Regions from separate parts of the Homo sapiens genome. Here region 1 is linked to region 2. A link is a loop called in an ENCODE intact Hi-C map of the cell type or tissue named here. Cell type or tissue: heart right ventricle. All regions are shown on one strand. Each heading gives the region's core, and the rest is flanking DNA. Links, peaks and the distances in the headings are about the cores only.

What was found. Peaks named below come from ENCODE experiments on the same cell type or tissue, not always from the same donor. Only the 100,000 strongest peaks of a DNase experiment are listed, where the experiment ranks them.
Region 1: a loop joins it to region 2, with 2.2 times the contacts of the local background. A loop is called at or near these places in 39 of 110 quality-filtered maps.

The regions. Positions count from the first base shown.
Region 1 is chr6:137,100,929-137,109,273 of GRCh38, forward strand. No RefSeq gene overlaps it. Among named protein-coding and RNA genes, the nearest start is that of IL20RA, 60 kb to the left of the region's middle. RefSeq lists an enhancer at 5,193-5,252. In heart right ventricle, for the core only: no CTCF peak of the experiment used is centred there; no DNase peak of the experiment used is centred there; H3K27ac peaks cover 1,295 bases.
Region 2 is chr6:137,197,080-137,205,424 of GRCh38, forward strand. IFNGR1 (interferon gamma receptor 1) reads right to left here. Exons shown (of 7, transcript NM_000416.3): 4 at 7,253-7,425; 5 at 6,420-6,606; 6 at 3,802-3,929; 7 at 406-1,560. The coding sequence ends at 952. Among named protein-coding and RNA genes, the nearest start is that of IFNGR1, 18 kb to the right of the region's middle. In heart right ventricle, for the core only: a CTCF peak has its summit at 5,212 (motif pointing left); no DNase peak of the experiment used is centred there; H3K27ac peaks cover 2,799 bases.

The DNA.
Region 1 (8,345 bases), core at 34-8,033, 96 kb before region 2:
CAAAGCAACTAGTATTTTCTGGGGACTACATAGGCAAAATTGAGAAGCAGGAGTTATAATGCCCTCCTGGCCCTGGAACTTCCCAAACACCCATTGAGAAGGCCTGTCTCCCTACTCATGATTCTTTCTCCTCTTACTCTTTCGACTTCCTGCCAGGCAGGTTGGGGTTATGGTGGTGGCATGCCTCTCATTAACTACTACATTAGGCCCAGCTTTCTGCTACATCTTTGTTTAACCACATTGATGTATTAGTTGATAGAGGCTTAAAATATTTTTATCTTAAAAGAGACATCTGACACTGATGTTAAAAGGCTCAAAGGAATGAATATCTTAATGACGGAATTTCATTTTCTGGGACTCATAGGTAAAATAGTTTAACGAAATGGATGACGTTACCTTCAAATAACACTCTCTGGAAGAAACTCATTGGTCTAGGGATTAGAAGAGGTTTTAGTCCTTATTCTGCAACTATTATAGCCTCTGACATTGGTCACACCACTTAAGCCCGCTGAGCCTGGAGTCTCAATACCTTTTTCCTTTTGAATGGCAGAGAAAAACAAAACAATACACTTGGAAATTACTCCCTCAGGGCTTTTGGGACAGCTCCTTTTTTTTTTTTTTTTTGCCTGAGCCCTAGAAAGGGATCTGAGGAATTTTCAATTAGAAAGTGGGAGTATACTCCAACATGTAGATGACCTTCTTGTATGTAGTCCAACCCAGGAGGCATCTGACCAAAAAACCTTAAAACCATTTTGCATTCCCCGGCACTCGAGTCAGAAGAGTACGTGGATCTGCCACTAATGGGTGGGCTGGGATCACGACCTCATTCATTGCCCTGAGCTCCTGTACCATATGGTATTCCCCCAAAGGCTTCAAAATGGTCAAAATGAGGGTATTACAGGGAGAATTACAGGATTTCAGAAGTCCACGGGCAAGCAACCCCTTAACTACAGACACTATGCCCTTTCTTGCTTCCAGCTTAATTGGGTATTGTTTTCTGTTGGGAAAATGACTGGGGTCTTTGAGCTGTATTTTGATGGGCACTGCCATTCTAGCCCTTCCAGCCCTCCCAGTACACCATGCTCGTGGGTTGACCTGTTTGTGTACAAATGCGACTGTCAAGGATGCCATAAAACTCATAGACAAGCTTAGGCTGCTGTCATATTAGAACTCATCATATAAATGAATTTAAGGCCAAAACACTCAATGAATGTTACATTTATGACCTTCTGAAGTTGCCCTTTGACCCAGCATCACCTTGGCCATTTGTATCCCCTTGAGCCTCCTTCCCTCCCCATCTAATGGACAGTGGAGTAGCAAAGGCTCATGTCCAGTGGTTGAGATGATTTTTGCAGTGCTATGCGTGCCATGGGCAAGGGTCAGGGCAAAACTTTGACCCTGTTGATCCCTTCTCACCCCCTCCTTCAGCTTTACTCATTTCTCCTGGGCCTGTGTGCCATGTTTGAATGCCCTCAATTTCTCACCATGTCCTGCTCAAAGACCGTATTCACTGATGGTGCGCTGGCTTTTGGTATTATAAAGATTCCCAAATTCCTCTGATCATAAGAATCACCTGGGCTGCTCATCTTGTAATTCTGAGTCAGAAAGTTTGGGGTGGGGCCTGCTGATCTGTGCATTTAACCAAGACTCTGGGTGAGTCTCATGATCACATGAGTCTGAGACACATGGATTTAATGACTATGAAAGTTGAAAGATGCCCCTGAGATCATTTAAACCAGTGGTTCTCAAAGTGCAGCTCCCAACCAGAGCATCAGTGTCACCTGGGATTTGTTAGAAATGCAAATTACTGACTCTATGAAAAAGGAACTCTGGAGGTGGGGCCCAGTTCCCTGTGTTTTCACAAGCCTTCCAGACAATTATTGCATAGGCTAAAACTCCAGACTTGCTGATGTAGACCATCTCTCTCCTGTTATCCTCTATTTTACAGATAAGGAATGTTGGCACTCTGTCTATCACTTTGGGACCTTGGGTGTTGAAGTTGGGGAGGGGGACAAGTGCTACAATCCCTAGGTGATTGTGAACAGGGTGAGAAGAGAGATGGTAGAGGGCTCCTGAGAATGGGCCATCAGTGGTGTGATCCTCAGCTTCCAATCCCTATTCTCTGAGCCTGAGGTCTTATCTGTAGACAAGGACTCATGTTTGCTGAGGGTGCTGCTAAAAGACACCAGGTGTCTGAAGGGCCAAACCTTTGTGGTAAACCAGAGCTTAGATGTTTATAGTAACTCTCCACTAAGAAATCCCCTGAGAACCCAGCCACCAAGAAGCCCCAGTTCCTCTAAAGAAAGACATGTCTCACTCTCAGAGAAGTTTCAGCTCTGCTTTTGGTGGTTAGTGCCTGCCCATTCTCAGGATGGTTCATGAAAGAGTCTTCTACTTAGTGCTGTGGAATAACCATCTGAAATTGTAAGCTGTGGGTAGATAGTACTGTGGTGTAATCACACATCTTCCTGTCACACTGGTGGGAAGGATCAAGGGTTCAGCATAGTTCAGCCATCCCTGTTATTCTCAAAACCAGTGTTCCCAAACTTCAGTCATTTGGCTATAATTTTCACAATGTTTCTAAATTCAAGTACAATATGTATTGTCGTTTTATCTAATATTTTTCACTTGCTCAACTTAAAAAAACTAAGAATATTTTCAAATTTTCAAAATAATTATGAAGATAGTACAGAGAGTTCTCATATATATACCCCACGCCTGGTTTCCCCTATTGTTAAAATCTTATATTAGTATAGTACATTTGTCATAAATAATGAACTAAATTAATTGATACATTATTGTTAACTAAAGTCCATGCTTTATTTAGTTTTTACTTAATGTCCTTTTTTTTCTTTTCTGTACCTGGATCCCATTTAGGGTACCACATTAAATTTATTCATCACATTGTATTTGGGTCCTATTCCAGACCTAACAAAAAGTGGACTGATGCAAAAGAATGACACTCTGGTTAAAGCTATTGCTGTGAGTATTAAAGCCCTTTGTCTCTGATCCAAGAGTCTCATGTCTTCTGCCAGCATCTAAGAAACACTGACAAGTCAATTAGTTAGTTTCCAGGTAGGGTAAAGGCTTAGATATCTTACAGTTCTTGAACTTTTTTGTTGCACAATTGAAGTATTCAAAAAGGGTAAAAAAAATCAAGTTTTTAAATATTTAAACTAATTCAATTAAAGTATAAAAGGCCACTTAAAAGTGATGGTTAAAAGTTGCCAGATTCATAAACAAAGTAATAAGGTTTATGAGTTGGACTTAAAAATTCAAGGAATAATGAGGAATTTAAATTTGTAATTTTAATAAATAAAGTATTAATTTAAGAAAATCACAGTATCCCCTTAGTAATTTTTCCTGTCTATAAAAGCCCCTATCAAGGATGCCACAAAACTCATCTAGATAAGCTTGGGTTGTCATATTGGAACTCATCATATAAATAAATTTACCCAAAATTGTTTATGACCATGAATGACAAAGCTTTACTGTGCTCAAGCACATTTGCATTTTAGAATAAGATAAACAGCTTTGTTCAAAGAATGAAAGTCTAATGGTGAAATTTTGCCGCCATTGCAGGGCTAGTGCCCCTCATGTCACATTATGAGGTTAGCTTCTTTTACAGATTCAAAGGATAAAACAAGGGCCCTCTACTTTGTCCCTGCTGAATTCTCGAGACCTAGAACAGGCACATAATTGATGCTTATTAAAGATGTACAAATTAATGATCAGATTTTAGCCAGGGCCAGATTTCAGTTTTAGAAACATCACTCTGGCTGTAATATGAAAGTTAGATGGAAGAGGTAACACTAGAGAGGAGACCAAGCAGGAAGTTGGTGGCAAACCCTGACAGTAGACACACGGCCATGGCTTCCAGGGTTTTGGACTAAAATCCTACCCTCTTCAGGAAATAACTAGTCTCATTCTGGAAAACATCTGTTGGCTTATTAGTGGTCTCTGAGGGAGGCTAAAAGCCTGACCCTGGGGTGCCCTGTGACCATGTGGCCCATACTTCTCATCATGAATGGGTCTTCTCTGGACCATTAAACCATGAAGCAGGAGGAGCATAGCAAGACTGGATCCAACCTTACAGCACAAATAAAACTGCAGGATGTCAAGGATCAATGGACAAGGTGACCTGTTCTGTGGACATGTGACCTACTCAGTTTCACACTCTGGCATTTTCTCAATGTGCTCGTGAGCAAATGTCTGTGCAGTAAGGTCAGGGGTCCCACATGGCTCAGAAGAATAGGCCTCCTCTCACTGAGGCTGACTTGGCTGCTGCAGGCCTGAGTGTCCCGTCAGTCAATGGCAGGAAGCAGCCCGTGAACATCTTGGAGGGGGCAGTGATTTGTCCTCAATGGGGGAGACACATCCAGATTTGGGTTTGCCTTCTGAGCCCATCATACTCATGTGACTTATTGAATGTCTTATTCACCAGGGTTTTTTACCAAAACACTGCTTCTGATTAAGAACTCAGTTGGCTTTGGGTCTGCTTACTTCCAGTCAGTACCTGGGCCACTGACCACTCTCAATGTTCTTTTCTGCACGTGGATATTCAGGCTGACCTATTTCCTGGCTTGTAGGTTTGACACACTTTTCTTTCCTGTTTGAATCGTAGGTACCTTGAAGCTATCTGAAAAAAAAAAAATTGGCTTGGGTAGAAAGGCAACACCCTGGATTTGTTCTTTGCCTGAGGCTTCCTCTCTGTGTGGCTGAGGAGTCTTAACAGGCCTTTGAGAAAGGGCGTGAGTACTGGTTTTATCACTTGCAGCTCTGGTTCAATTAAGTGCTATTATAAGCCTCTTTACGTATCAGTTGGCTTTTCAACCCTTAACAAGTCTCTTCTTTTTGGATGCTCTCTACTTTCTTCCAGCTCTGCTTGCAAACTTGTCAATTCTTGTCTTAGTTGATCACTTTTTTAAAAACCTGTTTATAGACAGCAAAGAGAAGCCAACACAGATTGACATTTGGATTCTTTCCAATAGCTTCATTTGAAGCAATAGGAGAAGCGATCTGCTTCTCCAGTTATTGTAGGTAATAGCTTTGCCAAATGTTTTTTGACAATAGAACAAGGGTGGTCAACATTTTAGCCTGAAATACCCACGTCCCCATCACCTGTGATTCTCTCATTGTACCAATGCCACATCTTAGGTTTCAGTTATGGCAGCACTATGCACATTTCTGTATTATTTAGGGCAAGTGCCCAGCTGCTGCAAAGAGAAGCCAAAATGCCCTGGTTTAAATAGGATAGATATTTATTTCTCTCACATATTACAGTGCAGTACAGTGCAGGTTCTGTTCCAGGAAATCATTCAGGGATGCATTTGAGTGAAGTCAAGCAATTGTCTTCAAATCATAGCTTCCACAGCTGCTAAAGACATAGAAAAAGGAAAGGTGATTTGAAAGTAAACATCTTTCAGAAGAGGAACTGGAAGATGAACATACCAATTTCATTCATTTCCATTTGGTGAGAACTCAGGTAATTGGCTACATTTAGCTGCAAAAAGTTTGAAAAAAGTCATCTTAAGTCGGGGCAGCCCCACCGAAGAAAAAGTGAGAATAGTTTTGGGGGGTTAACCAATATTATGGTCAGCATACTGGTCTACCTTATTCTTTATAGTGCTTATGTAGCATACGACTTAACAGATATACGGTAATTTTTCAACCATGTCCCTCTTGGAGGATTTTTAGATTGTTTCCAATATATTGCTATTATAATCCCTCTTTATACATAAATATTTGTGCCCTGTAATTTTATAATTTGTGTCCAAACTGCCCTCTGAAGTTGTATTATCCTATCCTCATACTAAGGGTGCTGGCTTCCCCATGGCTTCACAAAATTGCGTCTTATCTGACTTTTTAGTTTTTGCCAATTTATTAGGTAAAAGATGGTGTCTTGTTTTAGCTTGCATTTAAAAAATTATGTTTAGCATTTTTTCCTTCCTTTATAAAATCATTTTCTTTCTCCCTTCCTTCCCTTCCTTCCTTCCTTTTTCTTTTTCTTTCTTTCTTTTCATTCCTTCATTCCTTCCTTTTTTTTTTTTTTGAGAGAAGTCTCTCTCTTGTCCCCCAGGTTTGAGTGCAATGGCTTTTTCTCTGCTCACTGCAACCTCCACCTTCTGGGTTCAAATGATTCTCCTGCCTCTGCCTCCCAAGTAGCTGGGATTAAGGCGCCTGCCACCATGCCCAGCTAATTTTTGTATTTTTTAGTAGAGATGGTGTTTCACCATGTTGGCCAGGCTGATCTCGAACTCCCGACCTCAGATGATCCACCTGCTTTGGCCTCCCAAAGTGCTGGGATTACAGACGTGAGCCACTGCACCCGGTCCCTCCCTCCTTCCTCCCTCCTTTCCTTCCTTCCTTCCTTCCTTCCTTCCTTCCTTCCTTCCTTCCTTCCTTCCTTCCTTCCCTCCTTCTGTCTCTCTCTCTCTCTCTCTCATCTCTCTCTAGTTTTGGAACTGCCTATTCTAACCCTTTATAACTTTCCTGTTGAGTTTTTGGTAAGTTTTAAAAATAAATTTTAATGAGAATTTTATAGATGCATAACACTTTTCCAAGTATAGTATTCCTGGGTGTCACTGAACACCACAGGTGGGCAAACTACAGCTTGGAGGCCAAATCTGTCCTGTAAATGGCATTTTATTGGAACACAGTCATGCTCATTTGTTAACATATGGTCTATGGCTGCTTTTGCCCTACAACGGCTGAACTGAGTGGTTTTGACAAATATTATATGGCCTTGAGTCTAAAATATTTACTCTCTAATCTTTACACAGAAAAAGTTTGCTGATTCTTGCCCCAGACTCCATGAAAGAATCTCCAGTGTTGTGGGCTGTACACGTATATTTTGAAAAAAGCTTCTCAAGTTTCTAAAGTTTGAGAAGCATGTTTGGAAAAAAAAGTATCCAAAGTTTGAGAAACATGATTTAGTTAGTAGTAGAATACAGAAAGGCATACTTTCCCATCAGACTCCTTTTCACATCTTCTGCATTTCTTCCCCTTTTCTTTCCACATCTGACCACCCCAAACCAAAGTTTTAAGAGAAACATCTAGGGGGTTTCCAAGTTAGTATGGCTAGTAATAATCTGTCTTATTACTCAGGCATTGCAAAATTCCTTAGCTGTAGTAAAACTTTATAAACAGTAAAAATTTGGGGCAAAAGCAAAAAATGGACATTTCTCACATCTTGAAAAAGAAAACACAATTCTTCTCTTTAGAAAATAATATTGATATGCACAGTTGTACATGTGAGTGCCTAGACATGTATATATTAGCATAATGATGTGTGTGTATGTTTATGCATGACACACATGGAAACATATACATTGGAAGCACCGCTTTGGATCAAACTCATGATTCAGACAGTCCAGTATATTGTTTCTAGTACATGTCTCCAGCCACCCTCAAACCTGCCAAGACCAGCTCGGTTGGGGAGACCCTAACCCAACAGCGCTAGAGGAATTAAAGACACACACACAGAAATATAGAGGTGTAGAGTGGGAAATCAGGGGTCTCACAGCCTCCAGAGCTGAGAAGCTCAAACAGAGATTTACCCACTTATTTATTAACAGCAAGCCAGTGATAAGCATTGTTTCTATAGATTATAGAGTAACTAAAAGTATTCCTTATGGGAAACAAAGGGATGGGCTGAAATAAAGCGATGGGTTTGGCTAGTTATCTGCAGCAGGAGCATGTCCTTAAGGCACAGATCGCTCATGCTATTGTTTGTGGATTAAGAACGCCTTTAAGTGGTTTTCCACCCTGGGTAGGTCAGGTGTTCCTTGCCCTCATTCCGGTAAACCCACAACCTTCCAGCGTGGGTGTCATGGCCATCACGAACATGTCACAGTGCTGCAGAGATTTTGCTTATGGCCATTTTTTGGGCCAGTTTATGGCCAGATTTTGGGGGGCCTTTTCCCAACAAAACCTTTCACAAACAAGGAAATAACCACTTAAACATCTGAAGCTTTCGATGTCAATCTCAAAGTTACAGGATTAGTCTGAATGATCCTACTTTCCCTTAGTACTCCATTTGACTCTGTTATTTGTGACTTTATTAGATCCTCTTTAAAAGGTATTTATATATTATCCCTACTCTCATTCCACTCCAACAAAGTGCAATAGGGTTCTGCTCCTAAGGACAGAAAACACTCCAGGGGACGGCATGCAATTATTACTTAAGTCACTAAAGCAGCATTTATTTTCTGTGTTATTTTCTCTCTCATTGCAGGAAATGTTTCAATACCACCTGAATTTCAGGCAAATGCTCATATAAAGTTTTTTTCCCTAAATGTTAATAGATTTAATTTCCTAAATGATGAGGAAATTCTGTATTTGCT
Region 2 (8,345 bases), core at 324-8,323:
CCTCTTAGTAATTCCAAGAAATCCTTGGGTAACATATATATTAACTCTTGGTTTGCCTCTCACTGGGGATTCTTTCCACACCATGTAATTCTCAAGGTTCCATCCATTTCCATGGCTCTGCCCACCACCTTTATGCTAGATTCCTCAATCCACATGCTCTACAGCTAAATCTTTTCTTCTCAAACCACTTAGAACAGTGTTCTGCACACTGGGTGTTAAGCACTGAAATATAGACCTATAAGGACCATTTAAAAATATTATTTTTAGGGTTGTTTTAAATATTAAATATGAACAATTAGCAAATAATCCTATAGCATTAATGCATGGAAACAAGCAGTGGATATAAAAATATTCTGCTTAACTATGAAAGACTGCCTAAGTGCTTGAATAAATGAATACAAAAACGAGTTTTAAAATTCTTTATTTAAAAATCTCTAACTGTAATGTTTCATAAAAAATATACACGTTTCTATTTACATATTCCATTAATTCTATTAGTTTGAATTAGATTTTAAGTCCAATTTTGAAAAGCTTGCAGAATTTCTTCTGAAATTACTTAAAATTACTGTATGCATAAACTTACAAAAACATATGCTATACCAAGGCAGAGAAAAGAAAAAAAGTGAAGTGGCTACAAAGGTCCCTGGGGCATCACCTGCTCACCTAGGAACCAGGAGTACTGGATACTGTTCCGTTACTGGTAACCTATCTGGATGTAAAGGTTCATAAGTTACAATGCTTTTTTTGTTTAAAAAAAAAAAAAAGTCTGTACTTTACAAGCCAAAAGTGAAAATGCCACACATCCTCTTTACGCTTTCATGTACACTAAGTCACTCCATTTGGTTGATACCAACTAAGATACAATTTCTGAGATCATAATCTTTTCATGAAATTAAAGCAGAAAACTGTCCAGGAAAATCAGACTTCAAAGTTGGTGCAACTTAGCTGATCTCATGAAAATTCTTTGGAATCTTCTGTTGGTCTATAACCAATCAAGGACTCTTTACCGCTATCATCCACAAGTAGATCCACTAGCACATGTGGTTTATCATAACCAAAGGAGGTGGGGGCTTTTATTACGGTTATGAGCTCTTGTCCTTCTGTTTTTATTTCACCTTTATTATTTGGGGGAAATTCTGAGTCAGATAAGGAGCTATGTGATTCCAGACAGCTGGAATCAGTATCAAAACCATTTCTGGAGTGATCACTCTCAGAACAATTTCTGGAGTGATACGAGTTTAAAGCGATGCTGCCAGGTTCAGACTGGTTACTACTTAAAGGTGAAGAACTCTCTCTCTCTATTGGAGTCAGATGGCTGCCCGGGACCACGTCAGGAATATTTTCTTCAGTAGTCACCACTTCTGTTATACTAGAAAGTTCTTCTGTATGTTCCACTTTTCCTGGATTGTCTTCGGTATGCATGCCTGGAACTGTTGCTGGAGACAACGGCTCTTCACAGACCACCTCCTTTTCTAAGGAAAATGGCTGGTATGACGTGATGAGTGATACATATTTTGATTCAGGTTTTGTCTCTAAAGTAGCACTTCTTACCACAGAGATCTATGGGGAGAAAAATTGATTAAAGATAAAAAATTGTTAAGCTTAAGTGCCTACCCTCAAAAAAAACAAAGGTCTGAAGTAATGGACCACCAAATGGCACATTTAGGATAATGGGTGAATCAGATGTTGCCATTTCTTTTTAATGAAAGGTCCCATAGTAATATTAAAAACAAAGTTTTAGAATTTTTAAAAAGCCATCAGATATCTTACTAATATATGTTGCTTTTTGTACGTTACTGTGATGGTTAATACTGAGTGTCAACTTGATTGGACTGAAGGATACAAAGTATTGATCCTGGGTGTGTCTGTGAGGGTGCTGCCAAAGGAGATTAACATTTGAGTCAGTGGGCTGGGAAAGGAAGACCCGCCCTTAACCCGAATGGGCACAATCTAATCAGCTGCCAGCATGGCTAGAATGTAAGCAGGCAGAAAAATGTGAAAAGAGAGACTGGCCTAGCCTCCCAGCCTACATCTTTCTCCCATGCTGAATGCTTCCTGCCCTTGAACATCGGACTCTGAATTCTTCAAGTTTGGAGCTTGGACTGGCTCTCCTTGCTCCTCAGCCTGCAGATGGCCTATTGTGGGACCTCTGATCGTGTGAGTTAATACTAAATAATACTAAATAAACTCCCCTTTATATATATATATATGAAAAATATAATTAATATATATTATATAATATATAATTTATAATATATAATATATAATTTATAATTTATAATATATTATATAAAATATAATTTATATTACATAAAATATATAATTTATAATATATTATATAAACATATAATTTATAATATAATATATAAAATATATAACTTATATTATATAAAATATATAATTTATAATATATTATATAAAATATATAATTTATAATATATTATATATAATATATAATATATATTATATAACATATAAAATATATATAATATATAATATATAAAATATAGATTTATATAAAGGGGAGTTTATTTGGTATTATATATATATCTTTATATATATATTCCATTAGTTCTGTCCCTCTAGAGAATCCTAATACAATTATCTTCCACATGTACGCACATTATGTTTACAAAGTGGGCACATCTACTTAAGTAATATTCTCATTACTTGCCTTCATCATTATAATTTTTAGTAGCTCATATTATTTCTTTATACTGATAAATAATTTAATAGATGGGGAAATGTTTCCAATTTTTACTAGCTATGGAACATGTTAAATATCCTGTACATCTTTTTATTTATGAAATTATTTCCTTATAATACATTTTTTAAGAGTGGAGTGACCATATCAAAGAAATGGTATGTTTACGTCACTATTACACTGAATACCCACTGTGTGCTTTTATTCTTACCAGGGCTAGATTACTTTTCACCAGCATTTACCCGTTATGCTACTGCTGGTACTACTGGATATCCAGGTTTCTTTTTTCTTCTCTAGCGCGTGTAAAATGGCATACTGCAAGGTTACTTTGTGCTTAATTACTAGTAAGAATAAAATATTATAATTCATTTGTGAGTTGACTACTAACTGTTGAGAGTTCTTATCCACTTTAAAGGTAGTTTATAGCAAATTTTAATGTGCCCTTTGAGCATCACAGATATTATTCCTGTCATATTTGACTCAAATAGATACTATTCTGTTACCTTTAAATGTTCTTTACATCAAAGGCTTTGAAATGTTGGACATTAAAATCGTCAAACTCCTACGTTAGTCTCATTTTTGGCCAACTTTCCTTTCATACTCCAACCATAATGAAGTGTTTCTGTATTTGCAGAGCTTTCAAAGTCATGCTTTCTTGGCTCTGGACCTCAGCACATTCTGTCCCCTAGTGCCTAAACTCCTGTATGTCCCTCAAGACTGCTCAGGCATTGCCTCTGGAAAAGCCATGACTAACCCCACCCCAAAGCTGGACAAAGTCCTCATGGGCTCAGGTATAAATCTTTGAATCTATCACACGTTATATAGCCAATGTATATTTATCTTTTCTTCCCCCTAGACTTTAAGATCTTTAACAGAATTGTCTCACCGTGTTTTTCCCTGAGAATAAAAAAAAAAACAAAATACTTGCTGCACAGCAAAAGACACAGTATGTGATTTTGCATGTGTGGTAGACTGACTGATTGATGGCAGGTGACATCTTGTTGAATATCATTCTACTTTAAAAACATAATTTAAGAAACTATCAAAAAAGGTTCAAGTTAACTTTTTAGTGTATATAAAAAAATTAAATACATTACCAAGGACTTGGGTAATATTATGCTTTTTTCCTTCAATGGATTAATTTTCTTAATATAAAAACAGATGAATACCAGGCTAAGCACTAGAAAGAGTAGTAAAGCAGCAACAACTGGAATCCAAAGAGAACCTTAAAAAAGGCAGAAATCACAAGTTACAATTAAGATGGAATACTGCTATTATCTATCAAAAAGTCTTAGTGCCATTCTTGAATAGATTTACAAATTAGTGAATAGGGCCAGAGTTTTAAAGAACACTGAAGGAAGCAGAAGTTAGGAAATCTGAGTAAAAAATTAGGTATCTGTCTTAGATAGCAATATGGTTCTTCCCAGCTCTGCAATTCTAGAACTTTCTGGGACTATTCTACTATGACACAACATAGTTAAAATAGCTTTTCTACAATAATTTCCTTACAGCCCTACATACAGTGTGTTTCCAGGGTTATGCATTTCTTTCGGTTAAAAATGCAAAAGAATAATTTTAAAAATACCTCTCCTTAGAAACAAATTCTGGCAGCTGGGCACAGTGGCTCAAGCCTGTAATCCCAGCACTTTGGGAAGTCGAGGTGGGCGGATCACGAGGTCAAGAGATCGAGACAATCTTGGCCAACATGGTGAAACCCCATCTCTACTAAAAATACAAAAATTAGCTGGGTGTGGTGGCATGCGCCTGTAGTCCCAGCTACGTGGGAGGCTGAGGCAGGAGAATCGCTTGGACCTGGGAAGTGGAGGTAGCAGTGAGCTGAGATTGTGCCACTGGACTCCAGCCTGGTGACAGAGCGAGACTCCATTTCAAAACAAAACAAAACAACAAAAAAAAAAAGAAAGAAATTCTGGCAATGTTTATTGCTCTTAAGATGATTTAGCCCCACTCCTCAGAATTTCCTGTTACATTTATTTCACGACTGCAAATACTTATAAAGCTTCACAGATGTACATGCACACAGCAATGCTGCACAGGAATAAAGTCCCCTTAGTTATAAACCAGACATAAATAATATAAAATAGGAAAGATTTGTTTCCAAGCACATACATCTAGAATCACCATTGTGTACTTTGCTGTAATGCTGCCTTTTATTTTTGCAGCACAATCTTCAGTATTTTTTTTTTTTCATAGTTCTCTCTTCCAAATTAACAGCACTCTAACATACTGTGACAATGTCCGGCATCCTTTAGGGCATTTTGTTACCCAGAATTTTCTAACTATGGAAGTTACTAATGAATGCTTCTATTACGCTTATTACAGGGTGTGAAAAAAGTTAAATCATTACAAAAGTAAAAAGGAAAATAACTACAAAACCAACATTAGTGCTGTTAGAAGTCCCACGGGCTGAGCAAGTGCTGGCTGCAAGGCATTGAGGCAAGCAGGCAGGGCTGCTGCTCAGGAGCCACGGCAATGCCACCGTGTGGCCATACTATCAGTGCAGTGTATAATTCAGGCTAAAAACAAATCTGCGGCATTTGCATTATTTCAAATTTTGAGCATTAAGAAGGGTTTTATTTTTCAAATAGCATAACGAAAATTAGCATAAAATGCATTGCACTGCTTTAAATCACCTATTTGAAACCTTCATATAATGGCTTGAAGTTATTAGTATTGAATTTTAGGTGTTTGTTCTGGCTCTTCAGCCTATATTTCCATTCCTCGAAAATATACTTGCATCATAAAATTTTAAACCTATGAAATCTATTCTAAAAAAATCCTAAGGAAAAAAATATATGTATACACACACACACACACACACACACACACACACACACACACACAAAGATAATCATCAAAGCATGAGTTACAATATATGCTTAAAGCAATACACAAAATCATATATACTATACAATATGATCATGTCTATGTAGAAAAACTAAAGAAAATATCAAACTGTGAATAATGGGGTATTTTTGCATGGTAGAACTACAGATTATTTTGTTTTCTTCTGGTTTTTCATATTTTATAAATTATCTATAATGAACACTTACATTTCCTAACTGCAAAGAAAAGTCCAAACTTCTTTAAGGTTCCTGACACCTGAGAGTAACAGTTCTAAAGTTCAAGTTCTAGCATATATATCTCTACCTCCCCACCCCCCACATTAAAAGATGAAATAAAATTAATTATTGTAAAATGTTATAAAAATGACCCATTATCTATTATTCAAACCCATCTATAAACTTTTTTGGATATTAATCTCGAGTCTTTGTCCAGTCCACGTCATACAGTTGTAACCAGTGATCGTTCCTGCTCTTCAGTCTTTAAATTACAATCCCCATAAAGAACATTTTAGTGGATTCACAACATCTTGCTATGGTGAAGTAACAAACTGACTTATAATTCATAATCCTGAAATGCAAACATTTGTGTAGTTTTATGTACTTATTATATATTTTTTCTTTCCTGGGTCAAGGGGCCATCACATGGCTTTCCAAATTAGTTGTTCTATATCTTTAAATGTGTGAGAAACTGCTTTATTTTTAATTTTGAACTTCTCTAAGGAATGGAACTAATGCAAATGAATATTGTTAAAACAGATCTTTTGAAACTGCAAATGAGTTTGCTTTCCTCACATGATCCTATTTTAGTTACTGCTCCCTCTATATTTAGAAAAAAAATGGCAAGAACTTACCTTTTATACTGCTATTGAAAATGGTAATACAAACTTCTTTTGACTTTTCAGTTGTAACACCCCACACATGTAAGACTCCTTCTGCTGAAACACAGTACTGAGAATTCAGTGAGGATACTGGAATCGCTAACTGGCACTGAATCTCGTCACAATCATCTTCCTTCTGCGTGAGTATTTTATACTGGATCTAGATGAAAAAAGAAAACAGTGAAAATGCACAGCTTCTTTTAATCTGAAAAAAAAAAAAAATCACCATATTAGTCCTGGTCAAACAACTGAAGAAATATATATGATTGACTTGAACATGTCTAAAAATAGCTTTACTATCAATAAGTCAATTTGTTACTTCAACACAGCACGATACTATGCATCTGTTATATTCCTTATAAAAATGGTAAATTTAAAAACTCAAATTGCAGGAATGTTTATTGTTAGTTGTTAAACTAACAAATGTTCATTTGTCCTATTCATTTGTCCAGAAATTTAGCTGGTGGGAAACAGAAGTATTAATATTACTTTACGTCACCGCCAATGAGGAAGAAAATCCTCATTTTACCAGTGGAGCAATGGAGGTGTACTGGGAAAAATCCTAGATTAGAGCCATTCTGCTAAATGAAGCAAATAAAAACTAAATGTATTCACATGGTCAGTGTTAGTGACTAACTCTGTATCATTTTTGCTTTAATAGCATTCACATATTTTTCTTATCAAATCTATGATCTGTGAGTCTTGCTTGAATATTTATAAGCATCCTATTTTCATTACACTACAGAAAGGAACAACTTTTGCTAGCTACACAAGAATTTCCATTATGAAAAATGTGAAACACATACCTCACTTCCGTTCATTCTCACATACACATTGTACACCCTAATGTAACAGGTAGTTTCGGGATCATAATCGACTTCCTGCTCGTCTCCATTTACAAAAACTGAAGGGTGAAATATGTCAATCATGATTTGCTTCTCCTCCTTTCTGATATCCAGTTTAGGTGGTCCAATTTTTCCTGGGGAAGGAGGAGGAGGAAGTATAATAAATACTGGCCTTGGAACTAAATGGTACATTTCATAAAATTACCAGAATCTATCAATCAACCTATTGTTTTTGTTCTGGTTGTTCTAAAGCAGGACCACATTTAAACCACTCCACAAATATCTAGAAGATAGTCTCGGGGTCCTTAATAAACAAATGTTTCATAAATCTCAGGCAAGAAGTACTCTTATTTAATCTGAATGCCTATTTAGCAGTTTAATTTCATTTCTAGTTGTAAATAAAAATAGTTATAAACTTTGGTTAAAAAAAGACTTCACATAATATAGACTCTATTAAGTAATTTTTCCTTTATCTTTGCTTCTGTGGATTAAGAAGCCTGGATTCTAAAAAACGTTTCAGAAATGGCATTAGTTTTCTTCCCTCATCAAAACTCTTTTTACTGTGAAAAATCAGAACTTATTCCATAAATATTTATTAGGTCTTTGATGTTTGAGACTTTGTTGTGAACCATTTATCTAGTCTTCACATATTACTGTGTACCACTGTGTGCCAGGCAGGTCTGTTTTTAACCCATCAGTGTATCCTCAGGGCCCAGTATACTTTCCGGCACGTAGTAGGCCCTTGATAAATCTATATGGAAAAAAATCTAACATGCAGATGGTGTGGTAATCATATGACAAAATTGTGGACTCTGGGGAAGAAAAGTATTTAAAGGGTAAGGAGAGGAAGAGCCTGTAGAAGAGACCGAGGTGGCACAATCTAAAAGGCAGGAGCAGAGAAAGGAAGTGAGGCTAGAGGGAAAGGGACCCAAGGGCTAGAAGACTAGGGAGGAGTCAAGTGACTAAAGGTGTCTTTTACCCAGGAGTCAGGGTCTGAGAGCTAAGGCAGGATGTCATAGTTGGAATACAGGAACTGGAATTAAAGATTCAAGAG